2 separate regions of the Mus musculus genome follow, and region 1 is linked to region 2. A link is a loop called in an ENCODE intact Hi-C map of the cell type or tissue named here. Cell type or tissue: left cerebral cortex. All regions are shown on one strand. Each heading gives the region's core, and the rest is flanking DNA. Links, peaks and the distances in the headings are about the cores only.

Evidence for each region. Peaks named below come from ENCODE experiments on the same cell type or tissue, not always from the same donor. Only the 100,000 strongest peaks of a DNase experiment are listed, where the experiment ranks them.
Region 1: it touches region 2 in a loop (4-fold over the local background); 32 of 42 quality-filtered maps call a loop at or near these places.

What each region holds. Positions count from the first base shown.
Region 1 is chr12:54,827,938-54,844,068 of GRCm38, forward strand. No RefSeq gene overlaps it. Among named protein-coding and RNA genes, the nearest start is that of Cfl2, 27 kb to the right of the region's middle. In left cerebral cortex, for the core only: a CTCF peak has its summit at 2,828 (motif pointing right); DNase peaks (open chromatin) are centred at 2,849, 6,148, 7,213 and 8,389; H3K4me3 peaks cover 643 bases; H3K27ac peaks cover 1,088 bases.
Region 2 is chr12:54,882,361-54,898,491 of GRCm38, forward strand. It overlaps Baz1a (bromodomain adjacent to zinc finger domain 1A), which reads right to left. Exons shown (of 27, transcript NM_013815.2): 24 at 15,978-16,131; 25 at 13,670-13,812; 26 at 12,598-12,685; 27 at 10,629-12,141. The coding sequence ends at 11,945. Among named protein-coding and RNA genes, the nearest start is that of Cfl2, 28 kb to the left of the region's middle. In left cerebral cortex, for the core only: a CTCF peak has its summit at 8,240 (motif pointing right); no DNase peak of the experiment used is centred there.

The DNA.
Region 1 (16,131 bases), core at 2,622-10,621, 55 kb before region 2:
CCCTACTGGTGCAGCATGAATGTGTGTATCTTCTATTTGTCTAGGAGTTGCTTGTTCTCCAGTCCCTCTCATCTTGCTCTTCAGAGCCATTGACCTGTATAGACCTGTTCAGTGCAGGCCACTAGAGTCCAAACCAAAGAAATGCCCCATGGAGATTGAAAGAGGACAGCTTGGATGGAGTTATTGCCCACTTCATCCTCAAAAGCTCAACTAGGGCTAGTGGGAAATTCCCCACGGCTCCCTCCCTTCTCCCAGCTCCCAGGAGGAAAGCCTTGCTGTTCCCCCAGACAGCAGTGCACACTCTCCTGAAACTGTGTTACATTGGCCCTCCCTTGAGTTCTGCTAATTGAGTGTGCCACCTGTTTCCTCTTGGGACTTTGACAGATTCACCTTGATTGAAGCAATTTACTACACTAGGCTTATCCACAAACAACCAATTACAAATTAGTTTATGAGACTGCTTTTAAGGACTAATGACATACAGTTGGCCCCAAGAGGATAGGACAGAGAACAAATACATCTTCACGAAATATAAGGAGACTGGGTGTGTAGCTCATTGGTAGGCTCCTGCCTCATACAAAGACCTGGGTCAGATTCTGTGTTGAAAGGGAAGAGACTTGGTGCAAGTCCAGAAAGGCTCTGGAACATCACACCAGCCTAAGGGTCCACATCAGCAATTTGCTCTGGAATCAGTCAATCTCTCTCTCTTTCTCTCTGCAAGAATGCTCCTTTCTCCTCTCTTTCTCCTCCCCTTATCCCCTGCCCCCTTTCCCATGATGACTTCCTTGGCTTTGGTCCTTTGGGCCAGTGAATTTGCCAACCTGAGAGCAGGTTTCCAATAGCCCTGCCTTGAATATAACCTAATCTGGCAGCAGTAATCTATCAGAAATGTGGAGATGCAGAAGAAATAAAGAGATAAATCTGTCTTCGTCGCTGTCCTATTTCTGTGAAAAGACATCGTAACGAAGCCAACTCAGGAAAGTGTTTAATCGGGTTCTACTTAGAGTTTCTGGGGCTTAAGTCCATTATCATGGTGGGGAGCAAGGAGGTAGGCAGGTTTGGTGTTGAAGTTGCTAAGAGCTATGTCTTGATCTGTAGGCTGGGCCTGGCATGGGCTTTTTGATACTTCTACCAGCCTCCCCCCACTCCCCATGACACACTTCCTCCAACAAGGCCACACCTCCTAATTATTCTAATCTTTTCAAAGACTTTCAACCCTTGGTGACTAAGCATTGAAATATATGAACCTATGGAGTGGAGATGGGGGTTCTGACATCTTCTTCTGACCTATAAAAGCATGCCTGAAAAAAAAAAACCCACCCATTCACATAAAATAAAATAAAATCCTGTTTTTAAAGATGGCAGGACTCAGAAGAGTGAAGCAGCTGAGACCAGGAGGCTGAGCCTGAACTATATATTTTGACAGGGCCCCAGACCTTAGCACAACTGACTCCATGATGGAAGTGCCATTCAGGCTGTAAACTTTAGCACACAGACAACACCACATGCCAAAATGAAAACAAAGACTTAATTCATCAAAGTCCAGAATTCTGGGAAAGTATCTAAATATATTAACTTTTTTGCTTTTTTGTTTTTGTCGCTCTGTTTCTGGCTGTCTTGTTAACTGAAGTATGTGGTGCTAGAACATGGTTTTTGTGTTAAAAGCTCACCCCGAGAAAGGCTCAGCAATACCCTAGGATCCCAAACACACTGGCTAATAAAGACTTTCTACTAGCTTGTAACCAAGTATGAGCTGTCTTCTCTGGTGACTGCCCCACAACAATATGTGAAGAGTGAATATATGGAGAGATGGCTCAGCGGTTAAGAGCACTGACTGCCCTTCCGGAGGTCATGAGTTCAATTCCCAACAACCACATAGTGGCTCACAACCACCCGTAATGAGAAACAAATGAAAAACCTTTGGGCTGAAGCAAATGGACTGGATCGAGTGTGAGAAGGCGAGGGGGAAGAACTAAAAAATAATAAATAAATCAATCTTTTTTTAAAGATTATTATATGTAATAAATAAGTATATGTAAGTACACAAGAGCAGCCAGTGCTCTTAACTGCTGAGTCAACTCTCCAGCTCTCCCTCCGTCCCTGCTTGCTGTAGCTGTCTCCAGACACCCCAGAAGAGGGCATCAGATCTCATTACGGATGGTTGTGAGCCACCACTCGATCCAGCCCATTTGCTTCAGCCCAAAGGTTTTTCATTTGTTTCTCATTACAGGTGGTTGTGAGCCACTATGTGGTTGCTGGGATTTGAACTTAGGACCTTCAGAAGAGCTCTTAACTGCTGAGCCATCTCACCAACCCCATAAATAATTAAAAAAATTAAAAAGGGGGCTGGTGAGATGGCTCAGTGGGTAAGAGCACTGAAGGCTCTTCCAAAGGTCCTGAGTTCAAATCCCCAGCAACCATATGGTGGCTCACAACCACCTGTAATGAGATCTGACACCCACTTCTAGTGTGTCTGAAGACAGCTACAGTGAACTAACGTATAATAATAAATAAATCTTTAAAAAATAAAAAAATAAATTCAGATAGAGACAGATCTTGTGGCATACACCTTTCATCCCAGCACTCAGGAGATAGAGGCAGACAGATCTCTGTGAGTTCAAGGCCAGCCTGAACAAGAGTAAGTTAGTTCCTGGACACCCTGTCTTGAAAAAAAAAAAAAAAACAACACGCCGCCCCCACTCCGACTAAAGAATGAATTTGGCACTACAAAAACCTAAAACATTTCTCTACTTTAATAGTAGAGATAGAGAGTTGTAATTGCCACGAGTCTACAAAGCTTTAGTGGTGTGTGGCTCTGCTGAGGGAACCACTAGAGGGCGGGCTTGGCCTTTCACACCGTGGAAGATGGCTGTGGATTTCTCTGTCAGCTTTACCAAGCTACTTCAGCCTTACTACAGGATCTTGCCTGTTGAACTATAGAATGGATTTGGGGTGTGTTCATTAACATTAAATAAATAATTTAAAAATAATTACTGGAGAATGAGAAATAAAAAATGCAAGAAAACATCTATAAAAGACGCATCTGGCTGGGTGAGCTAGCAACAAACCTGTGATTCTGGCGCTTCGGAGGCTGAGGCAGAATCAGCAAATCAAAATCAGCGTTGGTTCTAAGGGGCCGGGGAGACTTCAAGTGAGATCCTGCCTCAAAACAAAAAAGGGGCCGGGCGTGGCGGCGCACGCCTTTAATCCCAGCACTTGCGAGGCAGAGGCAGGCAAATTTCTGAGTTCGAGACCAGTCTGGTCTACAGAGTGAGTTCCAGGACAGCCAAGGCTACACAGAGAAACCCTGTCTCGAAAACAAAACAAAATAAAACAAACAAACAAACAAACAAAAGGGACGGTCAAGGCTGAAGACCTGAGTTTGGGTCCAGCACCCATAACAAACTGAGAGCATGGCCTCACTGTTGAAGGTGGAGACAGAGGATTGATGGCCTTCCTCCAGGTTCAACGAGAAAGAGTTTTAAAGGATTCAAAAGGTGAATGTAATCTCACACATTTACATACACCCCCCCATACACAAACACACACACACATATACATACACACATGCATACACACACTAAGAAGGATGCCTTCCCAGGATGGCCATACATACCTGTAGTTAATCCCAGCACTTGGGAGGTAGAGGCAAGAGTGTAGGAGTACCAGGCCATCATGGGCTATATGAGACCCTGTCTCATATATATGCAACACTCCCTACCAAATGTCCTACACGGTGAGTGGATAAACTGTAGTATATCCAGACAATGGAATATTAGCTCAGCACTAAAAAAGAAATGAGATTCAAAGCCATGAAAAGACATAGGGCACCTTAATACTTAAATAATACTTTTTAGTTAGAGAAGCCAAGGACGTTGTATGATTCAGGCAACCACGCCCAGTGTATGATTCCAACTGTACCTTAGGAAAGAGGAAACTATGGAGCTGGTGGACAAGACCAGTGGTTGCCAGGGCTCAGGGAGGGTGGTGGTGGTGAGTGGGAAAAGCACAGGGCAGATCTACTATCATCTATCTACCTATCATTATCTATCTATCTATCTATCTATCTATCTATCTATCTATCTATCTACCTACCTATCTATCTATCTATCTATCTATCAATCAATCATCTATCTACCTATCATTATCTATCTATCTATCTATCTATCATCTATTTAACTATCATTATCTAACATCTATCTATCATCTACCTTATCTACCCTATCTATCTATCTATCTATCTATCTATCTATCTATCTATCATCTACTTATCATTATCTATCTATCTATCTATCTATCTATCTATCTATCTATCTATCTTTAAGGCGAGGTCTGGTCTTGACCTCCACCTAAGGGCTTTCTATTACATACACTGGTATGAACACACTTGTCCAACCTACAATTGCCATACTAAAGATGAACTGTAAAGTGAGTTGTGGTGCTGTGACAGGGACACATCTGTGTAGGCCCACAAAATGAAACACTGTCTCTGACTGTTGTGGGGTGTTGCTGTGTGGGGGTAGTGGGTATATGAGGTGTCTTTGCTCCTACAGCCCAGAACTGCCACCAACCTAAAACTGCTATCTAAAAAGATGTGGTAGCACACACCTTTAACCCCAGCTCTCAGATGCACTAGAGTGGGATTTCTGAGGTTTAGAGGTTCCCAGAGCTTCTGAGACTACCAAGGCTACATAATGAAACCCTGTCTCAAAAAAGTCAAATTTTCATTTCATTTATTTATTTTAATTTTTTAAAGACAGGCATTTTTTTTTTCTATATAATAGCCCTGGTGTCCTGGAACTTACTCTATAGACCAGGCTGGTCTTGAACTTTTTTTTTTAAGATTTATTTATTATTATACATAAGTACACTGTAGCTGTCTTCAAACACACCAGAAGAGGGGTCAGATCTCATTATGGGTGGTTGTGAGCCACCATGTGGTTGCTGGGATTTGAACTCATGACCTTCTGAAGGGCAGTCAGTGCTCTTACCCGCTGAGCCATCTCACCAGCCCTGGTCTTGAACTCTTAAACTCAGAGATTCACCTGCCTCTACTTCCTGAGTAATAGAATTAGAGGTGTGTGCCACCACTGCCCAGCAACAATCTATTTTTTTAAAAAGATTTATTTATTATATTTATATGAGTACACTACTGTAGCTGTCTTCAGACACACCAGAATAGGGCATCAGATCCTATTACAGATGGTTGAGAGCCACCATATGGTTACTGGGAATTGAACTCAGGGCCTTTGGAAGAGCAGTCACTGCTCTTAACAGCTGAGCCATGGCTCCAGCCCTCAGTCTAGTTGTTCTTTGTTTTGTTTTTTTTTTTAAGATTTATTTATTCATTATATATGAGTCTTCTGTAGCTGTCTTCAGACACACCAGAAGAGGGCATCAGATCTTGTTATGGATGATTGTGAGCCATCATGTGGTTGCTGGGATTTGAACTCAGGACCTTCAGAAGAGCAGTCAGTGCTCTTAACCACTGAGCCATCTCTCCAGCTCCCTCAATCTAGTTTTTTTTTTTTTTTTTAATGCAATTCTCCCGAGGAGTGGAGCATCCCTAAGGCATTTAGTGTGTTCTTTGAATCAGTTAGTTAACTGTACAGGTTTCCAAGCTATAACATAAGCACAGTTAACAGGGGTTGTTTTTCAAGACAGTGTTTCTCTGTGTAGCCCTGGCTGTCCTGGAACTCACTTTGTAGACCAGGCTGGCCTTGAACTCAGAAATCCGCCTGCCTCTGCCTCCTGAGTGCTGGGATTAAAGGCATGCGCCACCACGCCTGGCGTTAACAGGGTTTCTAAATCCTAAATACTCTTCTGAACTGAACTCCTGCATACATCTGTTGGTTTCTCCGTTCCTCTAGTTAACTCTACACTACTACTTGTGTTCCACTGTCATAGCCTGAGCAGCACGGTGGGGGCACAGGCACACCCCTTTACCTTCTATAACAGGGTGTGCATGGGATTATCACTTTCCCTGCAAACATCCAGAAATAGAACTTCGTTAAAAATAAGTCAGTATGTGCTTCTGATGTACCCAAGTCCACATGGAGGAGGACGGGAAGCTACTAACCACTGGGTTCCTCCCGGTGTGACTTGCTGGTGTTCTGCACACCTGGTCTCATTTCACAGCTCTGTGATGGTGTCTACTCACGGCTGGGAGACTAGAGCTGTCTGAGGGAGAGCAGCTAGTTAGAGGCACGGGCAGGGAGAAGCAATCCCAGAGATGACTGGCTCTCGTATCATCTCCCTGGAACTGGCCTGATCTATATTCAGACACTTGGCCACGATTTTCCTTAGCGCTCCCCAGGGGTGTGTCCACAGTGGGATTCATGCTTAGTGACTCCTGACTTTTCCTCTTGGAATCTGCCTTTTGTGCAAAAGCCAGTGAGATGGTAATGTTGGATTTGCATCTTCTATAGGGGCAGGGGGCTAGGAGAGGGAGACTGAACAAGGGTAGTGATGGAAGATTGGCTGTGTACACTTCTGTAAGTTAGAAATATTTTCTGGTTATTATTCATGTGTAACCTTTTTAGTAAGGAAGGGGAAAAGGGAATTTCTAGACAACTATTTGGAAATAATGTACAGCTACACTGCAGTATATATTCTATTTTCAACTACATATGCACACTCAAACTGTTATATATATTTAAGAAATTATATATGATTATATATGTATATATATTATGTTCTTTCTATATATAAATAGAAAGAACATAAAACTGAATGGGGGGGACAAGTTAGGGGAGGGATATTATGGTCAAAATAGATTCTATGGCATGTTAAAAAAAAAAAGACAATGGTGGCAAAACCCACCCCCAGTCAGCTACTCTGTCTTGTATAATTTGTTTTGAAAGAATTCATTATTAAATAAGATTTGAAGTTTAAAAAGATTTTATCTTTGATATATATACGATTAAGGATGCTTTTGAGAGGAAAGCTAGGATCAGCACTGCAGTGTGTGGGTATTTGCTGTTCTTTGTCCCTTGTACCCCACACAGAAACACAAACACAAGCTTCTCATTGTTGCCTCTAAGCAGCTGATGACTAAGGGGCTGACTAAGTCATCCTGAGTGGCTGAAACCCTGTTCCCAGTCACTTGACACCATGTAGGGAATACTATGTTGGAAATGTGCAGCTGTTCAAGCCTCCGCCCCGCCCCCACTGGAAAGCCCCGCCCTTGGGGAGCAGGAGCGGTCAATTCTTCTTTACAGGAAACGTTGCCAGTGAACAGCTCTCCCCTTAACCTACGGGGGAAGCACACGTCTCCCTTTTCCGTAACTGTAGCAAGACTGTTTTCATAATTAATTGGAGGCGAAATGCAGTGCTGGGGGTTGGTTTCTTAGCAGTGATAATCTCGCCATGATGAGTCACTTCTCTGAGGAGAAGAGCTCACTGCAGAGAACATGGCAGTGACGCTCACACACTTCTTATGCTCATGCTGCCTCTAAGCTTGAACTACAGCCCCCACACAGTGAAGGGTCTGGCTTTTGCTGTTGCTTGTTTGGTTTTGAGATAGGATCTCATGTAGCCCAGGCTGAACTCGAACGCATGATGTAACCAAAGGATGACTTTAAACTCTCGACCTGCACCGCCACAGTTGATTTCATTCAATGCTTCCCAACCTGATTAAAGTTGATAAATTGAGTGGATGTGCTGTGGTCATTTGTTCAGCAACATGTTCATTGACTGAACAGCAACATGTTTTCTTATGTTTATTTGTGTTCATGTTTGCGGGTATGCATGTGTCATGGCACATGTGTGGAAGTCAGAAGACAACTTGTGCCAGTCAGTCCTGCCTTTTATCATATGGGTTCCAGGGGTCAAACTCAGGCCATGAGGGTTGGAGGCAAGCACTCTTATCTGCTCTGCTGAGCAAATGTGCTCATGGAATTTCTTTTTTTTTTTTTTTTTTTTTTTTTTCGAGACAGGGTTTCCCTGTATAGCCCTGACTGTCCTGAAACTCACTCTGTAGACCAGGCTGGCCTCGAACTCAGAAAAAATCTGCCTGCCTCTGCCTCCCAAGTGCTGAGATTAAAGGTGTGCACCACCACGCCCGGCTGTCTTTTTTTTTTTTTTTTTTTTTTTTTTGAAGTATTAGTTTGAATTACGTGTATAGGGAGGTGTATACATGTGAGTCTTGGTGACCATGGGAGTCAGATCATCTGGAGATGGAGTTATAGGTGCTGGCTATGGGTGATAAGGACAGAACTCTGGTCCTCTGCAAGAGTAGTACATATTTTTAATCACTCCAGCTCCCTAGTTTTTAATATGTACAGAAATGTATTCTATACCGCAAGCTTCCTGCGAGTGGCCATGTGTTGCTTTCGGAGTTGGCTAACTTAGCGGTTCCATTTTGACACGGACACAGATTCTTTCCACTTGTTCCCTACCACCCTGACTGAATTGGCGTTACTCCCAGCTTGTCTCTTCGTGGGCCCCTTCTCTTCCTGATGAAGATTCTTGAATCCCTGCCCCTGGCTCCCAGCTCCAGTGCCCGCTCAGGTCTTCCTCAAAGGCGGCTTGTCTCAGGCGTGATGAGGGCCGGGGCTTGGCTCCTCAGCTGACCTCTGCTCAATCCTCCAGTTTATCTGACTCCAGCTCCGCCCCTAGCTCTTCTAGCTCCATCTTAAGAATTACTCCACATGGGAGCGAAAAGCCACTAGCAGCTTGGGAGTAGGGTTTGTTGCTGTCTCATTATCTGGTCCAACCTTCCTTCCTCCCCCCTGGGAAGCCCTGCCCGCCTTGATCTTCCTGGGACTGCAGCGGGATCAGCTGCTCCGTTCCCAGATGCATCCCAGAGTTCAGACTCACTCATGCGCACAAGTGTCTCTTCTGGGGATAGTCACCCACTGCGGGGATCCCCGGTCACATCTCTACTGGTGGCTTTTTACCTTTTTAAATTATTTTTAGTTTCTTTTGTGTGTATGAGAGATTTTCCTGCCTGTGTGTGCACCAGGTACACACCTGGAGCCCTCAGAAGCTAAAAGAGGCCATTAGTTATAGATGGGTTACAAGCTACTTGGTGGGCACTGGCAATTGATAAGTAAGTCTAGAGCCAAAGAGCAGAAAGAAACTAAATGTCACTTTGCATTTAACTATCTTCACCATCTTATCCGCATATGACTTACTTATTTACTTTCTTGGCGTTTGTTTGTTTTTGTTTGAAACTTTTTTTTTTTTTTTCTGTGTAGCCTGGCTGTCCTACAAGTTGCTCTGAAGCCCAGCCCAGGCCATCTTAGGTTTGTATTTTGTTTTTTTGTTTGTTTGTTTGTTTGTTTTGTTTTTTTGAGACAGAGTTTTTCTGTGTAACAGAGCCCTGGCTGTCCTGGACTTGGTTTGTAGACCAGACTGGCTTTGAACCCACAGAGATCTATCTGCCTGCCTCTACCTCCTGATGGCTGGGATTAAAGCAGGCTATCTTTCTTTACCTTAAAAGGTCCCATCTCCCAGTCTTATCACCTAGATAGCCTGTCACTACTTAGATTCGGGTGTGTCCTAAATGGAATGCTGTTTCTCTGGTCTGCCAGCACCTGTCACTATGTATGTCTATGGTATTAACACATATTACTGGATGTACTTATTGGTCAAAGCTAAGAGCTGAGTAGAGCTACATTCAGCACAAACTGCCTTCTCCATTTCTGTAAACACTTGTCTAAAAAATGGTGACTCTGGAGATGAAGACAGGAGGAGCCTGAGTCTGAGGCCAGCCCGATTGTATGAAGAGAACTTACCTAAAAAGCAATTGATGCTGATAACAAATTGCTGGGACCTGCACTTACATATGACCTCATTTACATATGACCTCCACTGAAGTAAATAAAAATGAATAGGAAGGCCACTCGCCTAGCTCCAAAGACTGGAAGGCTCAACTTCAGAAGTGACTATAGGAGACGTGATAGTTAAATGCAAAGTGACATTTAGTTTCTTTTTTGGATCTAGACTTACTTATTAATTTTGTTCTTATTATTATCGTGAATACATGTATGTGCGTGTGTGGGAGTGACATGTATATGTGTGGGCTTCAGTGCATGCGTAGAGGTCAGAAGGACAATTTTTCGGAGTTGGTTCTCTCTTTCAGTTTATGTGGGTTCAGGTCCCCAGGTTTCCAGAGCAGGTGCCTAACCTGCTGAGCTCTTCCTTCGTTTGTTTTTAGACAGGGTCTCATGTACATATATAAATAGTTGTGGGCTTGAAGGCTGGGGGAGGAGAAAGAGTGTCCTACGGAATGTTCCACTGCTCCCTGGAGACAGACTTGTAGGCTAGCGGGATGAGACTCTGTGATCTTCCTCTGCTCTCTGTGGCACTGGCATTACAGGGTATGTGCAGTCAGTCATTCTTAGCTTTTTACATTGGTTCCAGGTTCTGGGGAATTGAGTAGCATGTAAATGCTCTCACCCAGTGAGCTAGCCTCCCAGTTCCCTGTTTCAGATTTTTAGATGGATTACACGTATGAACCACTACACCTGGCTTACCATTTTTATATATTTGAAACATTTCAAGACGAATAGTTCCAGAAAGGCTGTGGCTGCAAACTCCCGAGGACTGGGCCTGTGCATGCACACACTCATTCTCACATGAGTAGCGTGTATCGTCTTGGGGGTGTAATCATCCAAGGCGGCTAGTGAGATCACTGTCTATTTGAAAGCCCCACAAACAGTGCGATGGAAGCCCCCCTACACCTCGTCAGCGCAGCTCTATTTTAAATGTGTCTGTTTGACATCTGTGATGGTTTGTATATGCTTGGCCCAGGGAGTGGCACGATTTGGAGGTGTGGTCTTGTTGGAGTAGGTGTGTCACTGTGGGTGTGGGCTTAAGACCCTTGTCCTAGATGCCTGGAAGCCAGTACTCTGCTAGCAGCCTTCAGATGAAGATGTAGAACTCTCAGTTCCTCCTACACCATGCCTGCCTGGATGCTGCCATGCTCCCACCTTGATGATAATGGACTGAACCTCTGAGCCTGTAAGCCAGCCCCAATTAAATGTGGTTCTTATAAGAGTTGCCTTGATGTGTGTTCATAGCAGTAAAACCCTAACTAAGACAGCATCTTAGCTAACAAAAGTAGGCTCTCAGGGAAGACTGTCTACATTTTCACATGGCAAGGAAGGCCACAGTCATTTCTGTCTTTACACATTGGAAGGTGATGACTCCTTGTGGAATGACCTCATTTAGGCAAATGTGGCTGCCTTAGTTAGGGTTTCCATTGCTGTGAAGAGACATTACAACCAAGACAACTCTTATAAAGGACAACATTTAATTGGGACTGACTTACAAGTTCAAAGGTTTAGTCCATTAATATTATGGCAGGAAGCATGGCAGCATCCAGGCAGACATGGTGCTAGAGAAGGAGCTGAGAGTTCTGCATCTTGATCTGAGTGCAGCCAGGAGAGGACTGACTCTTTTGCATTGGGTGGAGCTTCAGAGTCCACCCCTACAATGATGCACTTCCTCCAAGAAGACCACACTTCCTAACAGTGCCACTTTCCATGGGCCAAGCATATTCAAACCAGACATTCCATTCCCTGGCTCCCATAGGCTTGTTCAAACTCTTGAGTCTATGGGGGCCATTCCTAGCCATAGCATAATACAAAATACATTTAGTCCACCTTCAGAAGTTTCCATAGTCTGTAGCGGTCTCAACAATGTTCAAAGTCTCTTCTGAGATTCATCCAATCACTTAACTATAATCCCCTATAAAATCAAAATAAAAAAGATTGCATACCTCCAACATTACAGGATATACATTACCATTCCAAACGTCATAATGAGGAAATTCTGGACCAAAGCAAAACCAAAAACCAGCTTGGTAAACTCCAAACTCAGCATCTCCATGTCTGATGTCAATGCTCTCTTCAGATCTCCAACTCCTTTCATCTCTGTTGACTGCAACACAATTCTTTCTCTTTGGCTGCTTCTACTCCCTGTTGGCAGCTTTTCTTAGCAGGTATCCCACAGCTCTGATATCTCAAACATCTTGAGGTATCCAAGGCGACTTCAACTTTTTACAGCTTCTTGTTCCAATATCTGAGATCCACACGTGATCTTCTTGACTCCTCCAAAGGGCTTGAGTCACTTCTCCAGCTCTTCCCTCTGTAGCACTCTAGGCCTTGGATGACTCACCCCAATAGCCTCTCATAGGCTCTCTTCATGGTGCCTCTCATAAGCTCCCTTCATGGTGCCAAGCCTAACTTCTTTGCATGACTCCTTCAGTCCTTAGCTGTTAACTGCAACTGAGGCTGCACCTTCACTAGTTATCTTTCCTGGCCATTCACAGTGCCAAGCCTCAGCTGCTCTTCATGACCCCCTTCATGTCTTCAAAATTAGTACCATCTGGGTAAGTCTTACACATTACCAAGTCTACCTGCGAGAATGGGGTACAACCTTGGCCACCTCTGGAATACAGCTTCTTTGAGCTCTCAGAAAACACTTCCCAGAAGATTTTATCTCAGTGATGTTGGTCTCTTCTTAATCACTGCTGATTTCTTAGCTCCAGCTAACCAGCATCAATTTTCCCAGAAGTCTCATCTACTCTTGACTCTAAATCTAGAGTCACATGGCTGAAGCTGCTGAGTTCTGCTGCTTTCAGGAGCTGGAACATGGTCCCCTTGTTCTATTATATCCTTTACTGCTTAGGCTTGGCTGTCCTGGAACTTGCTCTGTTAAACTATCCTTAAACTCAGAGATTTGCATGCCTCTGTTTGCTGAGTTCTGGAATTAAAGGCATGTACCACCACACCTAGACCTAAGTTTTGCTGTGCTTAGAACTTGCTCTGTATCAGACTGGTCTTGAACTCAAAGATCTGCTTGCCTCTGTCTCCTGGGACAGTTACTATGCCTCAAGGTCCAGATCAAAAGCCTGTGTCTTCCAGCCACAAGATCTGGATCACAGGTGTGCCCTCTATTTCTGGACTGTAGTTCATCCCAGATTAAAAGTTCAAATGAAAACAATAACCAGCTCTTAATAATGCCAGACATAATATAACTATCCCCTGTTCAACTGCAAACTCATAAACAATAACTTAGCTGGGCGGGATCTTGCCCTGAGGTCACTACTCCACTAATCTGTTTATCTCCTTGAACACAGGATTTAGCTCCATTTCACTTCCTGGTTCCCCTTTATTACTTGAACCATACATTTTGTATTTTTCCTTTCTAAGTTTGCTATACTTGATCAAAGTGTACTTCATGAGAATAAACCAGAGACATCTATGTTGAGCTTTTTTGAGATTTTCTTTTTCTTTTTTTTAAGATTTATTTATTATTATACATAAGTACACTGTAGTGGTCTTCAGACATTCCGGAAGAGGGTATCAGATCTCATTACAGGTGGTTGTGAGCCACCATGTGGTTGCTGGGATTTGAACTCGGGACCTTTAGAGGAGCAGTCAGTGCTCTTACCCACTGAGCCATCTCGCCAGCCTGAGATTTCCTTTGTTAATGCAATTAATCTGATTCTCTTCACTTTAGCCTTAGCCTTAGGCAGACTCTTCAGCCAAGGGCAAAAAAATAGCAAATATATTTAATTACAAGAATAGTCTCTAGGCCATATACTAAAATTCTTCTCTAAAACCTTCTGAGCTAGGGCCCCACAGTTCAAATCACCCTCAGCAACAATGTCTTCCATATTCCTACTAGGATGGTCCATTAAGCCCTACTTGAAACATTCCAGTGCTTTCCAAAGTCTCCAAACCCACATTCCTCCAAACAAAACCATGGTCAGGCCTATACCCCAGCCCCTGGTACCTTCCCTCTTAGTCAGGGTTCCCCATTGCTAGGAAGAGACACCATGATCAAGGTAACTCTGATAAAGGAAAGCATTTAATTGGGGCTGGCTTCCAGGTTCAGAGGTTTAGTTCATTATCATCATCATGGCAGGAAGCATGGTAGCGTGCAGACAGGATGCTGGAGGAGCTAAAGTTTTCCATCTTGATCTGAAGAGAGTCAGAAGAGACTATCTTCTAGGCAGTTAGGAGAGGGGTCTTCAAGCCCACATAAACATGAAAGGCCACACCTACTCCAACAAGGCCACACCTCCTAATTGTGACATTCCCTGGGCTGAGCATATTCAAACCACCACATAGGGTTTCTCTGTGCAGCCCTGGCTATCTTGGAACTCACTCTGTAGATTAGGTTGGCCTTGAACTCAAAGGTCCACCTGCTTCTCTCTCATGAATGCTGGGATTAAAGGTGTACCTCACCACTGCCCACCTAAACCTTGGACTTTAAAAAAGATGTATATTTCCTTGATTATTCCCTGATTAAAGTAAAATAAATATCCAGAGATTGAATAGAAATTCATGATAGCCCATATTCTCTTCAGATTACAAGAAAGTTTATTAATTTAATAACCTTTCATTTGGATAATTTTGTGTGCCAGGAACCATTTTAGATGCTAGAGTTCAAATTTTTAGAGGTGCTAAAAAGAGTCCAAAGCATAAAAAAATGTTAGGAGGGAAGTAAAAAAGAAAAATACTCAGAGATATTCAGAGGAGAAGCTGTAAGAAACAGTAATTGGAGTCTTCTCGCCACTCTCCAGGCCCTCAGAGTACTGGTTACTCTTTCTTCCTGAAGGAATTGAGAATAAGCATTGGGAACATTTGAGAGAGATCTGACACTGAAACACAGAACCAGTGGATCTGTGTGGTGGACAGTTATTTCCCAACTCTCAGGGTGGGAAGTGAGGACTAATCATGGAGTGGTATCTGTTGTCAGTCTGTTTATTCTGAGTCAGGGTCTTAGCTAGTCCAAATTAGTCCTAAATTAGCTGCTGAAGGTGACCTTGAACTTTTGACATTACTGAAGCTACCTCCCAAATGCTAGGATATAGGCATGCTCTACCATACCCAGTACTGAATGCTAGCAAGCACTCTACCCACTGTGATACGGCCTCGGTTCTTATTTTGATTATTTTGGATCTCATGTAGCTGAGGTTAGACTCTGCCTTGCTATGTAGTAGAGGATGAACTGAGGTCTACCTTCACTTGTCTCTACACCCCGCCCCCCATGTGCAAGAATTACAAGCTTTTCCTGTTAGTTTATGACACACTGGAGAATAAAGACACTCTGCTTCATGGATGTTTGAAGGCACTATCCTTTGAGTATGATGTTTTCAATCAGTCCCAAGGCCTGGTAGATACTAGGCAATCCCTACCACTGAGTTACATCCTTAGCCCCTATTTCTTGTTCAGCCTTTAAGCTATTTGAGCTAGCATCTACAGGAAAGCTTATTGATTTTAGAGCTAAATTTAGACTCCATTCTATCCTCATGTATGACATGCCTGCAGTGTCTGTACTCTTGAGTTGGCAGAAGCATAGCATGTGTGTTGTGCCCTGCGACAATTCTGCTTTTGAGACTTCTAACAGCCCATTCATCCCTTGTGGTCCTCATATGTTTTTTGCTAGGCATTTCACCGATGCTCCATGACTTCAACTATATGCTGTCATTTTCAAATGTCTCTTCAGAGTTACAAATCTGCTCAGCACATTTACAAGAGAAATCAGTTTACAGCTTCTTAGAAGGTAGGTGGAGAGTCACTCTTTCACACAGTTTTCTTCAAAGGTGTCAGGGTGGTTAAGGTTGCTTGAGCTCCAGGCAGGTCTAGCCTGTATTGCAAAACCCTGTCTTGATAATGTTATTTTAAATATTATGTATTTATCCCCAAAATTCATGTGTGTGTGAACTCATTGTATAAACTGGCTTTGTGGCAGCACCCCTGCCTTATCTTGAGCTGAGATTAAAGGCATATGTCACCAAGATTATCCAGAAACAATTTTTTTGTTTTGTTTTGTTTTTTGAGACAGGGTTTCTCTGTGTAGCCCTGGCTGTCCTGGAACTCACTCTGTAGACCAGGCTGGCCTTGAACTCAGGAATCTGCCTGCCTCTGTCTCCCAAGTGCTGGGATTAAAGGCCTGCGCCATCACTGCCCAGCCCTTTTTTATTCTTGAAAAGCTTTCTTAGCTTTATTGACTTATGTGTGTGCTGTGTGTGCTGTCAGTTCTCTCCTTCCCTTCTCTGCTGTGGATTCTAGGGACTGATCTCAGTTGTCGGCCTATCACCTGCTGAGCTAGCCTGGCCCTTTACTCTTGATTCCGAGAAGATATGCTCAGCAAGCCTATCAGAAATTC
Region 2 (16,131 bases), core at 3,349-11,348:
TAAAAAAAAAAAAAAAACCAAAGAAACAAAAACCTGAGGTTGGAGAGATGGCTCAGTGGTTACGGCACTTGTTGCTCTTGCAGAGGACATGGGTTCAGTTTCTAGCAGCCACATGGTAGCTCACAAGCATCAGTAGCCCCAGTTCCAGGAGGTTCCCCAGAGTGCTCTCTTTTGACCTATTAAGTCACTAGACACATATGTGGCACGCACACAAGCACACAAAGATACTCATACACATAAAAACAAAGCTATTACATAAAATCAAATTCACAAGTCAAAAGTTGATCTTACTGAAACTAGTTTTGACTAGAGAAAGGAGAATGGGAGGAACTCACCTTCAATGTTTGTGCTCATTGTTGCGCTAGTCATAGCAGCTAGGAGATACCATCGGCCTAGGTGTCTTTCAACGAGTGACTGGATAACGGACATATGACCCATGCCCTGGTACAAGTCATCTATAGAGAAAAGTGAAATTATGCACTTTGCAGGAAAAATGGATGGAACTGGAAGAGAGTGAGGTAACCCAGGCACAGAAAGGCCACCGCCCGTGCTCTTTCTCAATGCGTGTTCTCTCATGTGCTTGCTCTCATGCGTGGATCAGAGCTTTGAACTTTTAGGTTTGTGCATTTAATTCAGGCTGTGTGTGGAGATCAGGAAGTTAGAAAGGGCTTATGAGAGAAGGTAGAGGCATAGGCCCTATGTGTGGAAAGGGATAGCAGAATAAGTCAAAAGGACAGTAGAAGGGTTAAAGGTTTAAGCAAGGGCTGGGGTGGAGACAGGGGAGAGGGGTTGGGACGAATCCCTTCTTGATGAGAACTCACTTTTCAGCTGTGGTGGTTTGAATGAGACTATCCCCACGGGTTCATATGTTTGAATGCTTGGTCCCCAGTTGGTGGAACTGTTTGGGAAGGATTAGAAGGTATGAGTCTTGAAGGAGATGTGTCACTGAGGGTAGTCTTTGAGGTTTCAAAAGCCCATGACAGGCCCAGCCCCCACCCCTGCCTCCATCTTGCAAATAATATATAAACTCTCAGCTACTGCTATTATGCTTTCTACTATGAAAATCAAGAACATAGCCTCTGAAAGCATAAGCAAGGCCTCAATGAAACACGTTCTTTCTTTCTTTCTTTTTTTAAGGAACAAATTAAAAAAAACCTATTTATTTATTTTATGTATATGAGTACGCTGTAGCTGTACAGATGGTTGTGAGCCATCATGTGGTTGCTGGGAATTGAACTCAGGACCTCTGCTCCCTCTGGCCCCTGCTGGCTCCAGCCCAAAGATTTATTTATTATTCTATGTAAGTACACCGAAGCTGTCTTCAGACACCAGAAGAGGGTGTCAGATCTCATTACGGATGGGGATGGTTGTGAGTCACCATGTGGTTGCTGGGATTTGAACTCAGGACCTTTGGAAGAGCAGTCAGTGGTCTTACCCGCTGAGCCATCTCTCCAGCCCGAAACACTTTCTAAGATGCTTTGGTAATGGTGTCTCTTCACAGAAACAGTAACTAAGACAGTGCCCATGCTCTTTGATGAGAACGAACCAAAACTAAGGATCTAGAAGAAAGCCATATAAAACCCACTAGTCTATAATCTGCAGCAAAAAGGGAATTTGGCACGTCTTTAATCCCAGTACTTGGGAAGCAGAGGCAGGTGGATCTCATCCAGGCCAGCATGATCAACATAGCAAGTTCCAGGTCAGCCTGTGGTACATACTGAAGTGTTATCTTAAATAAGTAAATGAGCATTAATGCTTGTTTGTTTTTTTTTCTTTCATGTGAAAATTCTTTCTTTAAAAAAAATTCTTGCCGGGCTGTGGTAGCATACGCCTTTAATCCCAGCACTTGGGAGGCAGAGGCAGGTGAATTTTTGAGTTCGAGGCCAGCCTGGTCTACAAAGTGAGTTCCAGGACAGCCAGGGCTATACAGAGAAACCCTGTCTCAAAAAACAAACAAAAAAACCTTTCTTCTATGTCTATATGCCAGAAGAGGGCATCAGATCCCTTGGGAGCACAGCTGTAAATGGTGGTGAGCTGCCATGTGGTTGCAGGGATTTGAACCCAGGACCTCTGGATGAGCAGCCGGTGCTCTTTCCAGTCCCAACCACTATGTTTTAAAGGACATAGGAAAACTGAGCTGCAATTGACCGGTAAACTTCTGTGGTGGTTTGAGTAGAAGAAATGAATGACCTCCACAGGCTCATATATATTTGACTGTTCAGTCACCAGGGAGAGGCACTATTTGAGAAGCATTAGAACGTTTTGGAAAAAATGTGCCACTGGGGGTAGACTTTGAGGTTTTAAAAGTCCACGCCAGGCCCACTGTCTCTCTCTGTCTGCGGGAAAAGGATGTAGCTCCTGGCTACTGCTTCCTGAATGTCACCATTTTCCCTGCCATGGTGATTTTGGACTAAACCTCTGAAACTATAAGCAAGGCACCAGTTAAATGCTTTCTTTTGTAATGGTTACCTTGGTCCTGGAGTCTCTTCACAGCAGTAGAACAGTGACTAAGACACTGCCCTCACGGCTGGTCATTTTCATAGTGTGGGAAGGTGTTATGAAGTTTCACGGGGTAATTCTTAACTAGCAATGGACCCCGATTTACCAGATAAAACTTGTGCACCGGTGTAAGAGCCTCATGACTGCTGTAGGGTAACCAACCAAGCTCTGCTCATATTTGGGGCCAGTTCCACAGGAGGGAATTCGTGTCTTGGACTGTAAATTCCGGTCAGAAGCCCATGGCTGGGAAGGTGTATGCCCTTGGGGTAGGAGCCAACTATCATTGTTCTACTAAATGGGACCATTGCCGAACTGCCTTCTGAACACTTTATGCCTGTGCTTGTAGACTGCTCCTAGTCTGGGTCTGAGAGGCTCCTTCTTGCGGTGGACCGCAACTAATGCAGAGATGCACAGCCGGTTGGAGTACTGAAAACAAATGGTAGTGGAGCGCTCAGCTAGAGATGGGATATCTATCTTAACATCCCACCCCATGGCTCAGGGACCACTGAAGAGAGATGGAGATGGAGATGGAAAGATTGAGAGGCAGAGACTGGGGATGAGCGCTGCAACACACCGTCTTCTGGACATGACTGTCTACTGCACTCATGAACTCACAGTAGCCATGCTTAGATTTTGGTGAGATCAGGCCAGTGACCATCTTAACATGAACGGAGGAAGAGCTCATGAGGCCCCAACCCTAGCTGAAAAACTATTGGCTGTTGATGGGTACCAGGGGAGTTATTCCCACTTGGAGTTGTGGCCACTGGTAGTTTGCTCCTTGGATGGACCTACATCCATGTGTAAAAGTAACTTGTATTTGCTTAATGTAGTATCCAAGGCTAACTGCCCCTGTCTGGCTAACCTAGGACTAGTCCTGGAAGCTTCTAGCCTCTGTCAATCTAATTTAGTCCTACAATGTTTTCAGCCTCTGAGACTTACTGCTGAATAAGCTCACAGGTTCCTAATTCTCTCTGATCTCTGGCTGGCTGGTCAGCTCAGCTGTTTGGGCTCAAAACTCCTCCCCATGCTGACTGATTCAAACTGGCTTCTCTCAGCTTCTAAATGAATTACTCTGCCTGGCCACATACTAACTTTTGCAATCTGTTCTAATCTTCTGGCTCCTTCTCATTCTCTGGCTCATTCTGTCTTCACCTGTGTCCACTTTGTTCTCTCTCTGCATCCTGTCTCTGTACCACGGCTTCAGTAAAACTACCTGTCTCCTGCTCTGCACTGCTCTTTCTTGAGTCACATCTCTTTCTCTTCCTGTGAGAGTTGGGCATATCCTATTTTGTCAAGTCTTTCTCTGATTTATCACTTTGTCTGCCCCTCTATCAGGCCTCACTTTTAAACATGGCTGCTTCCTTCTACCAACTAACTTTACCTTCATTGTTTGGGATTAAAGGCATGTACTGATGGTGTGTCTGTATTCCAGGCAGAGGGATTAAAGGTGTGTGCTAAGGGATGAGCCACAGCACAACTAGAAAAAGGTGTTTTTTTTTTTTTTTTCAGTAAATAACACAGTCTTGGGGGTCACAGTGTAGTCCATATCCTATGACATCCATGGGTATGCAGGCAGCACTAATTGGACTCAATGAGTTATTGAGAAGAAGAAGATGTGCTAGAGGGAGGGGGTTGTGGGGGTGGGGTTGGGAGGTGGATATTATCAAGATATATTGTATGTAGGCAACTGTCAAAGAATAAATATCAATTATTCTTAACAACAAAAGAAACTTGGAAAGGCTCTTTCTTAGTTAATGGTTTCATTGCTGTGAAGAGACACCATGACCAAGGCAAATATTTAATTGGTGCTGACTTACAGTTTCAGAGGTTCAGTCCACTATCATCATGGTGGGAAGAATGGCAGCCTATAGGCAGACATGGTGCTGTAGGAGTGGAGAGTTTTACATCTTGACCCAAAGGCATAGCAGGAGACTCTTTTGTTTGTTTGGTTTTTTTATTTGTTTTTTTTTGAGACAGGGTTTCTCTGTGTAGCTCTGGCTGTCCTGGAACTCACTTTGTAGACCAGGCTGGTCTCAAACTCAGAAATCCGCCTGCCTCTACCTCCCAAGTGCTGGGATTAAAGGTGTGCGCCACCACACCCAACAGCAGGAGACTCTTGCAGGCAACTAGAAGGGCCTCTTGATAATTGGGCTTCAAAGCCCACTCCCACAGTGACACACTCCCTCTAACAAGGTTACATCTATTCTAACAAGGCCACACCTACTAATAGTGCCACTTCCTATAGACCAAACATTCAAACAACCACAGGCTCTAATTGTAATGTATGGAAGAAATTGAACTACCCTAGTAGAGTTTCTCCAATAAATGCTGCAAAAGTTAGTAAATACTTTCTTGATAAGAACTAGCACACTAAAAGTCATAAATGGCCGGGCAGTGGTGGCGCACGCCATTAATCCCATCACTTGGGAGGCAGAGGCAGGCAGATTTCTGAGTTTGAGGCAGGTGGATTTCTGAGTTCGAGGCCAGCCTGGTCTACAAAGTGAGTTCCAGGACAGCCAGGGCTACACAGAGAAACCCTGTCTCAGAAAAACCAAAAAAAAAAAAAAAAAAAAAAAAAAAAGAAAGAAAAGGTTGCTCTTTCAGAGAACAGGGGTTCCCAGCATCCAAATGGCGACTCACAACTGTCAATAACTCCCGTTCTTGCAGATATGACACTTTCACACCGACATACACACAAGCAAAAAGCTAATGTACATAAAATAAGAATATATAAATCACTTAAAATGTTTTTTAAGGAGTCATACCTATGGTAGCTGGGTGTTGACTGGCACATGCCTTTAATCTCAGCACTCAGAGGCAGAGGCATTTGACTCTCTGGGTTCCAGGAGAGCCAGGGCTATAAAAGGTATGGACATGGGAGTAAGAACATCTTTGATTTAAAAACCAAATGCTCCTTTTTGACAGCCTTCATTACAGTGCTGTTGCTTCATAGTGCCTTGTAGACCAGATTCCATCTGGAATCTGCTACGGTGAACTATTCTTTTTAGTGAAAAGAGAAGCTGCGTTCCAAGAACCTGAGCTAAAGGCGCCTACAGCCATTTGCTCCTCACATTTCAAGTGTCCTGGGGGTTCAGGGAGTCTTCAGAGAGTCTTTAGTTTTCCAGGAGGAAGTTATAAAAGGAGTATCATTTGTCAGCTGTGGTAACTGATGGTGTTAGAGAACTCAGGGAGGGAATATTATCATCTCTCACAATGTGTCTCAGGCGGACTAGCTGGAACTCAATGCCCAATGAATTTTATATCCAAATGCATTGCCCTGACACTGAGACTTTGTGTACTGACTGCAGAATCAGAACATTGCCGAAGGCTGGACTCCGTGGGTCCCGCAACCCTCGGGGAATCAGGGTGACAAACAGATGTGAACACAAGGGAGTGTTTATCTGAATGTAATTCCTCAAGGCAAGCATCAGACTTATATTAAGGTCATCCAGTGTACATTGAAGTTACCCAATGCGAAATGACTTTTACACAAAACAGAGGAATGCTTCTGAGTTCAAGGCCAGCCTGGTCTACAAAGTGAGTTCCAGGACAGCCAGGGCTACACAGAGAAACCCTGTCTCAAAAAACCAAAAACCAACCAAACAAACAAACAAAAAGGGCTGGAGAGATGGCTTAGCGGTTAAGAGCACTGACTGCTCTTCCAGAGGTCCTGAGTTCAATTCCCAGCAACCATATGGTGGCTCACAACCATCTGTTATGGGATCTGATGCCCTCTTCCGGTGCATCTAAAATCAACAGCTACAGTGTACTCACATACATAAAATAAATAAATCTTAAAATCAAGTAGTTCAGCTATTTACATGTTCTTTTTTGTTTGGAGCCCCCTTTCTCTTAGTGATATATCTTGAGTTATTTATGGAAGTAGAGGAACAAATGAGATTTTTTTCATAACCATATGGTGAAGTGGTGGGAAGGACAATAGAACAAGGCTGGTGGGGGAACTGATGTTTGTTTAAGCTTGGGTGATGGACATAGGGAAATTATTCCATCTTACTTGTAGGTCAAAAATGGGGTCCCACAACTGCTTGAGGCTAGGGCCGAAGGGCAAGGCGGGACTCTGGAAGTTTGACTGCACTCGCCCCCATGGCACCGCAGGGCAGGCATAAGGCTATGAGAAGCTGCAAGACCCCACACAGGAGGTGGGGAAGGTATAGTTTGGGTAAGGTCTCCACGGAATTAGCCAGAGTTGGCTGGGGTCCCCGGGCCTGCATGGAGGCCAAGGGCTACAGGTTCTCAAGTTCTTGGACAACCCAGATGCCACTGTTTGCCTCGGAAGAGCTGAGATCAGATCAGGAGTCCATGGGCGGACTCTGGCCTGGGGCCGAAGGGAAAAGGGCAGGAGGAGGGCTCTGGCTGGTTACCACTGGGCTTGCTCAGCCAGCAGCTTGGGTTGGCAGAAGCCATGGCTGGAGCGCAGGGAAGCCTCCTGATGGGAGGTTAGACTCGAGGGGGAGACCTGCTCCATTGCTCCAGCATAGCGGATCCCCATGAGAAGGGGCAGTCCATGGTTTTAAGGCGTTTATTGTAGAAAGGCAGAGAGGAGAGAGGAGAGAAGCAGAGGCTGGCTATGGCCACTTGGAGAGGGGAGAAGGGAGGGGGAGCAGGAGAGCAAGAGGGGAGAGTAAGAGAGGGAGGAGGGGGCAAGCAGCTCCTTTTATAGTAGGAAGCGCTACCTGGCTGTTGCCAGCTAACTGTTGGGGTGAAGTCCAGACAGAATACCAGGAGCTTTGGGCATTGCCTACGTGACTGATGGCCACATAGCTCTCTGCAAGGGAGGCTTGGGAGGCAGAGGCACCTTTTGAGTCCCAAGCCAGCCAGGGCTACACCATGAGATTTTTGTTGTTGTTGTTGTTTTGTTTTTCTAGACAGTCATTATGTGTCTCTGGCTGTCCTAGACCCTGGACTCACTTTGTAGACCAGGCTAGCCTTGATCTCACAGAAAACCTTCTGTCTCTGGGGTTAAAGGCATGTGTCACCACTAACTGGCAAGAACAAGAGAATTTGAATGTGTATAAGTGTTTATCTAGCAGTACAGTCGCATGGGGGCCATCCCTATTCAAACCATCACAATGGGTTACATTTAAAAGTCCTTTTTAAAGCTAGGGAGTGGTGGCACATGCCTTTACTCCCAGCACTCAAGTGGCAAAGGCAGGCTGGTGTCTGGTGAGTTCCAGGACAGCCAGGGTATACACACAGAAACCCTGCCTTGAAAGCAAAGCAGGACAAAGCAACAACAAAAGTCCTACTCAGCACACACACACACACACACACACACACACACACACACACACACACACACACGATCTTACTTTTCAAAAGATTTCTTTCTTTTTTTTTTTTTTAATTAGGTATTTTCCTCGTTTACATTTTCAATGCTATCCCAAAGGTCCCCCATACCCACCCCCCCAATCCCCTACCCACCCACTCCCCCTTTTTGGCCCTGGCGTTCCCCTGTACTGGGGCATATAAAGTTTGCAAGTCCAATGGGCCTCTCTTTGCAGTGATGGCCGACTAGGCCATCTTTTGATACATATGCAGCTAAAGACAAGAGCTCCCGGGTACTGGTTAGTTCATATTGTTCCACCTATAGGGTTGCAGATCCCTTTAGCTCCTTGGGTAATTTCTCTAGCTCAAGATTTATTTCTTTTCAAAAGATGTATTTTAACACTTGTGTTTATGTGTCTATAGGTTGGGAGAACTGGGTTCATGTGCCCTTGCAGGCCAGAAGGGGGCAGTGGATCCCCTGGAGCGGAAGTATAGTTGTGAGCTGCCTGATATAGGTGCTGGGAACTAAATCTGAGTCCTTTTGCTAGAACTCTTAACTGCATAGACATCTCTCCAGTCCATATACCATCTTTTTTTAGACCTGACTGGCCTCAGACTCAGAGACCTGTCTGCCTGCCTCCTGAGTGCTGGGATTAAAGGCACACTTGCCCATGCCTCACAAGCTTCCTTTAAAACCACTCGGAGATCATGATGCACTTGTGGAGGTCAGAGGACGGCCTTTTGGAGTTGGTTCTCTTATGATCTAGAGATTAAACTCAGGCCATTGTGCAGAGGCAAGCACTTCCCCACCGAGTCTTCCCATCATTGGTCTAGAACTTTTCACTTTACAGATGTTTATTCATATTCTAGGTGTCTTCTCAAACACTTTTTGGTAGCAAATTTATTATCTTCCAAGACAAAATTGTTACCAAGAAAAACAGTGATGTAATTACTGTTTACATGTCATCTAACATGCTAATACATTTCCATTACTTGCCTACTGGTGGTCCTCCATCTCTGACATGCTGATGCATACTTGCATGCTGATGGCCTCGCATTTGTTTTCCGCTCTTCTCTACCGCATGTTCTCTTGAATGGCAAGCACAAATGGCTACCGTGGGATACAGGTTAAATGTAACCTTCCTCAGGCTGTTACTACTAATTGAAGCAGTCTGCCATTTTTATGAAATGAATGTATTCAGGGTGTGCAAGCGAACATTATGTTCCACTTCTTTCTCTAAAAAAGGTAGAATATTCTTAACACTGGCAGTGAATTAGAGAACAAATCTATATTGGCAGAACTGATACCTTCAAAGCTTTATGTGTCTTAAGCTTCTGTTTCCTGCTAGGTCTGATGATGTACTCCTACAATCTTGGTGCTCAGAAGGCTGAGGTAGGAGAATTGCCATGAATTTGAGACCTACTTGGGCTACACACAGTAAATTCCAGGACAACCTCGGCTGAAGAGTAAGACTTTGTCTCAAATAACAAACATAGGGCCAGTGAGGTGGTTTGAAGGGGAAGAGCACTTGCAAGCAATCCTGGAACCCATTCCCTAGCATGGTCCTCTGACCTCCATCCACTCTGAAATTCGTGTCCATACATCTCTATGACAGAGACACAATCACCCCAATGTTGGTCTCACGTTTCTGCATATGCGTAGACATTAAATGAGGACCCTGGAGCCCACAGCTCAGAGGCCAGCTCCTTTCCAGGACTCTCACTTCAGCATTCGTTGATAACACTAAGTAAAACTGCCACACAGCTGCGCCCTACAACTACCAATTAACAAGGCAGACAGGGGTCCGGAATGGAGCTCAGTGCTGCCTGCTTGGCACATTTAAGACCCAAGTTTGGTCTCTAGTGCTTGAAAGGAGACTGGGGTACAAAATGAAAAACCAGATCATGAGTCCATGCCAGCCATTGTTTTGTAACTTCCTAGAAAGTGAGACCTGAATGGACCCAAACACCTATACCTCATTTCTTCTATTTGATCTTTTATGCTCTCCACAAAAATAAAACTGTATTCACATCTTCCTGAAGGTACCTACCTGACTGAATTAAAAAAAAAATGATGTGAGTTTTAACCTCTTCTGAAAAATGGAGAGATGAACCAAGAAATCTTGCAGAACTGGTTTATTTAATACAAAAGGCATTTCACAGTTATTAGGTACAAAGACTATCGACTTTGACTTCTTTCCATCCGGCATTTGTTGCAATAGTAGTCAATGAAAAAGTCAATGCTTGCTGTGATTTAACACCATGACCAAAGCAATTTATATAAGAAGTTATTTGGGATCAATCATGACTTTGGTAGCAGGCATAGGAAACTGAGAGCATTTGAAGCAGGGGGAGCAAACTGGGAGTAAGGCAAAGAAAAGTTTTTTTTCACCCCAAAAGCTACAGATACTTTAAGTATAAAATTCTTACACATAAAAAAAGAAAAAAAAAACGTTTTTTTAAAAATTGGACACTAGTACCTCTGCCTTTTGCTGTCAGAAGCACTCAGTTCATACCACATCTGAAAACTAAACTGCATGCGTATAAACATCCAGAGAGGTATAAAGTTCTACAGAGCCCTTTAACATCACTGCAGTACATTTACCACTGGCCAGACCACAACAGGAAGCATGTTAGCAAGTTCAGTTCAGCAGAGACTTTTCCAAAAACACAATAGCTTTCTGGGCTCTGTGTCAGTTACATTACATTTTAAGCAACACATAATCTGCAAAATTGTCCCAAGACATCCATTCCTCCAACTGTTTCCATTCATTCACTTCTTCTACCAAGGCCACATTTTCTTTCCTTTCTTCCTCCTCCTCCTTTTTTTTTTTTTTTTTTTTGAGAAAGGGTTTCTCTGTGTATCCCTCAATGTCCAGAATTGACTGTAGACGATGCTTGCCTCAAACCCAGATATCTATCTGCCTGCCTCTGCCTCTGGAATGCTGGGATTAAAGGCGTGCGCCACCATCGTCCAGCTGAGGTCACATTTCTTAAGCCTTTCCATACAGAAGCCACTTGGTCCTAGTGTTCCAATCCAGAGCCCATGGGCACCATTTACATTCAAACTACCATCGGCAGCTTCTCACTGTGTAGCCCAGGCAGGCTGGCCCTGAACTTGTGATCCTCTTGCCTCAGGCTTATTGAATGCTAAGATTACAGGCCTGTACCACAAAGACCATTGAAATCAACCATGTATTTGGAATCAGGCACAGTGATATATGTCTGCAATCTCAGGATTCAACATGCTTCTCTCCTAGTGTGAATCTGTGCAAGAATATCACTGCCACCAACTGGAGGCATCTTCTACCCAGACAATGAAACACTGTATGGCTTTTATGATCTGTATGTATAAACAGACAAAAGCATGATTTTAATTTGCAAAAACTTCAGAATTCAGAAAACTTGAAAAAATGTATCATTTTATTTGCACACTTAGAAAAGTTGTACACAGAAACTTATCGTTTGTAAAACAGAACTGTTAGAGAGGGTGGCATTTTTATTTTTAAATCATTAAGACTGGTCAAGAAATAAAACAGAAACATAGTAAAATGTTTAAAAAATTAAAGAACATTCTTCCAAGTATAAATTTTATAAATACAAAACAAATTCACAAATGACTTTGAATGCTAAATAAATATCTAGTTAATAAATTCAGTCGGCAGGCACTGGCTACAGCACGTCAGAGCTAGAGAATTGGATTCATTCATGTGTAGTGTTGAAACCATGTGCTCATGAAACAGTCTTTAGACACATTCTCTAAGCTGTGATCTACAAGAGCTACTGTGGAGACAAAGCCTCCTTATGACTGAAACTCCTAAAGCTCAATGACAAAATAAATCATAGTTGAAAAATATTTTTCAGGATACCTGAACACATGAATGACCTCAAAATGCACAAAAGCCTCTGTAAACCAGGACTGTACCCAATACAGCTATAAAACTTAGTAGATACTGAACAAAAACTGTAGCAAAGGAAATCTTTCCTACATTCTCCTGAGTGCTTAATAGTAAATTGAGAATATAGTGCAGGCCACACTTGCATGTGGTCAACCAGCTGTTATTGCTTTATACACGTATCTGCTTTAGAGCATGATTTAATGTTCCATTTCATGAACGATTTATCTTTTTCTTCACGTATTGCCTTTAGAAGGACAAAATTAGATCCGTGACTTCTTTGCAGCTAGTGGCGTGCTAACCTGGTCCACAGTACTGGGTGAGACGTGGAGTCCAAGCTTTTGAGCTTGAATATGAAAAAATGCTTGAAGCCGAGTTCCAGCTTTTGCTTCACTTGTGTTCCGAGGGTTGTATTCAAAGCAGTTTGAAAACATTAACTCAATATCATCAATAAACTCAGCTGGAGAGAAAAACAAACAAAAATGTGGAAAGCTCATTAGGAAAAGGGAAGTCAGAAAAGAAGAGACTGAAACAAGGTAAGAGAAGTTGAGCTTAAAGCTGTTCACTTATAAAGGTTTGGAGACCCTCCTGCTGACACTGCGCACTGTGTGTTTCCACAGCTCTCCGCTGCAGACAGAGGCCTGGCCCAGATTCCCAGGAGGCCCGTGGTTAATCATTGCATTAAAGCCAAAATCTTCCCCACTAGGACCAGACTCTACAGAATGTCTCTTAACTACTCAACCTCTTTATTTAACCCATCCATCTTCCACCTCAGTGTGTACATCAGTATGTACTAATGAGCATTTGAGGAACCTCCTGGGCTGCCAAACAGCCTATACTAATGTACTAATTTAAAACAAAATAAAAATAGCAACATCTCTTAAAAGCACTAAAAAGGAAATGATAGGTTACTCACATGCTAATTTATATTCACATTTATTTACTTTTTCTCGAATTATATTTAAGGCAATGGGCTTCTTAATGATGTCATAGTAGTCTGGGACCTGTAAAATAATAAGGTATTTCACAGTACAAAGAAATTATTGGACATATATGGTTAAATTAATTTTATACCCGAAAAACAATATCAACTTCTGAATACTATTATTCCATTAAACTATGTCACATATTTTGAGTCATTATAATGATGTAGAAGCTCATTTAATACCATCATACATGTAATTTATTATGAAAGGAAAAAACCTGATTGATATATATATATATATTTACCCATAATATTTATTAGTGAGCATTATTGCATCTATATAGTAATGAATAGAAAGTGACAATGTTTACTTAAATGATGACAAAAACTATCTATAAAAGATAAAGGCTGGAATTCAGGGCAATCTTCAGGTACAGAGAAAGCCTTAGGCTCGACTGGGCTGTTACCTTGGGATAGGGGTTGCTGGGTAAAGGCGCTTGCTATTAAGACTGCTACTCATTACCTGTTCCTAACTTAAGGTGGGGTCCTGTCTTCATCACTCAACTCTCACACACAACACAAGCTAATTTTAAGATGTTATTCTATATTAATTAATCCTATATTAATTAATTCTATATTAATTAATCCTTCAGATTCTTGCTCTGGAGCTCTCAAAGTAGAAACTAATGACTTGGAAAAGAGCACCGGCTGCTTTTCCAAAGGACCCGGGTTCAAGTCCCAGCACATGGCAGCTCAATCATCTATCAACGTTTCCATAAAGACTACATCATATAAATGTAAGTCAGGTAATACAAGCATAGTTTATAAAGTCTAGTTCTTTTTTAAAGATTTATTTATTTATTTATTTATTTATTATATGTAAGTACACTGTAGCTGTCTTCAGACACACCAGAAGAGGGCGTCAGATCTCATTATGGATGGTTGTGAGCCACCATGTGGTTGCTGGGATTTGAACTCAGGACCTTTGGAAGAGCAGTCAGTGCTCTTACCCACTGAGCCATCTTGCCAGCCCTATAAAGTCTAGTTATATTAATATTATTACCTGGATTTTAGAAACCAGTTTCAAAAAGGGCCAGCTATCATCATGCCGTACCAGTTCCACGACAAGTTGTTCAAAAGCAGACAGTTCATGGACACCTCCTTGCCTGCCAGAACTTCTTCGATTCAGTGGTACAGGAGATGACTCTGAATAAGAAATTTTAGGTAGTATCAAAGCAAAATATTGATTATAAGTTAAACCTGTTACAGAAATACAAGCCACGCCTTATAGTGAGGTTTTTGCCCTTCAAGTGTATGTGGTGTCAGTGTATGGTTGCGGGCCTGCACGTGATTCCAGCATGTGGAGGCTTATGCTGGAATCAGGGTCTTTAAATCAAACCTTGGCTCTCTGATACAGCAAGCACGTGGTGGCTGGATGACTTGGGATGCATCGTGTTGGTCCTGTGGGCTGCCTTCCCACCTCCCATGCCACATTACATGGCTTCTGAACACCTAGTGCCAAGGCTTGGGTGCCTGGGTGTCTGGGCTATCGCCTCAGCCCACCTAACTTACTCTGAAAGACGTAGAAATCTGGGCCAAGTACTCTTAATTTCCCTTTTAATTTAAAAATTTCCAAAAAGTTTTTTGGGGTTCTTACTCAATTTTACTAAAGATACTCTAAAAAAACCAAACAAATCCAACTAAGCAATTCTCTAGTAGCTCTTAAAGCATATTTTGAAGAAAGCATATCATGACAGGGTGTGAGTACACATTTAAACCTCCACACTCAGGAGGCAAATGCAAGTGTTTTCTGGGAGTTCCAGGCCAGATAGGGCTATGAAAAAAATCTTAAGTGGTCCAGTGAAATCTAGGGTATAACATGGTTCATGTGTGAATTCAGGTGTTTAAATCTCTTGTGTGAATCCACACATTCTTCTCATTTCAGGTTAAGTTTTGACAGCAACCAGAAAAAAAAAATTGCAGAAGTTTTAGAAAGGGACTTACTTTTATGATATATATATTGTGTGTGTGTGCGCGCCTGTGCAATACATCATGTGTGGAGGTCAGAGAACAACTTTCAGTTGTTTCCTCACGTGTAGGTTTCAGGAATCGAACTAAGGTTGTCAGGCTTGTAAGCATGCACTTTTATCTATTGGCCTCTAACTCAGAAATCCGCCTGCCTCTGCCTCCTGAGTGCTGGGATTAAAGGAGTGCACCACCACTGCCCAGCTAAAGTCTTTTTTTTTTAACCTCTTTCTTTAAGATTTATTTATTTCATGTATATGAGTACACTGTTGCTGTCTTCAAACACACCAGAAGAGGGCATCAGATTCCCAATACAGATGGTTGTGAGCCACCATGTCATTGCTGGGATTTGAACTCAGGACCTCTGGAAGAGCAGTCAGTGCTCTTATCCCCTGAGCCATCTCTCCAGCCCCCGAGTCTAGTATTTCAAAGAATAATCTTTTTGTTGTTTGAGACAGGGTCTTGCTAGGTGGTCCTGGCTGTTTGAGAGCTCACTCTGTAGACCAGGCTGGTCTTGAAGTCAGGGATTCTCCTGCCTCTGCCTCCTGAGTGCTGGGATTAAAGGCATGGGCTACCTCTACAGTGGGTAATCTTATCAAACAATGTAATGTTCCTGTCTAGTGCCGATTGTGTGTGTTCTGAGGGAGGAAGAAGTGGAAGAATGAAATGCACAAAGCAAGCACTTCCTCACTAGGATATATCCCTCGCTCTGAAATGTGTTTCGGTATACTGAGTATTCATATACTGACTACATTTTTCCACTAACACTGGAATACAAGGCCTGGAGAGATGGCTTGTTGGCTAAGAGCACCTGCATCAGAAGGCTCACAAACGCCTGTAATTTCAGTTCTGGGATAGCCAAGATCCTCTGACCTTCAGCAGGCATCTGTGTAAATGGCTCTTTGGTAAAGTGCCTGCTGAGAACATGGAGACTTCAGTTTGGTCCCTGGCACTCGGGTAAAAGGCCAGGGGTAGTGGCCTACGTTTCCTTTGGCTTCCACACACAAATACAGACATATTATCTTCAAATTTAGTACCCTGCCCTGTGCCAGTAGATACTACTAATATACTTTGCCTTTACTTAGCAATAGCTGCCTCTTTAGTGATGTATGCTTTATATCAGACTGTTGTGTATCATAGGAACAGCTTTTAAAAAGTGATAAAGGCAGAGGCAGGTGAATTTCTGAGTTCAAGGCCAGCCTGCTGTACAGAGTGAGTTCCAGGACAGCCAGGGTTACACAGAGAAACCTGGTCTCAAAAAAATAACAAACAAACAAACAAACAAAAAGAGTGATAAAGGACTCAAATCCTCTTAGGTAAGGAAGAGTATATATTAGATTTCATACCTGTAGATTGTCTTTTCCTGCCTCTTCTCTTAGATTCACTATGCTGGAGAGAGAGACTTTCAGCAGTATTTAAAGGAATCAACTGCCTGCTTGATCTCGAGGTGCTGACCCTGAAGTTGGTGAAGCTGGGACTGTGCTCTGGGGTATGATCAGC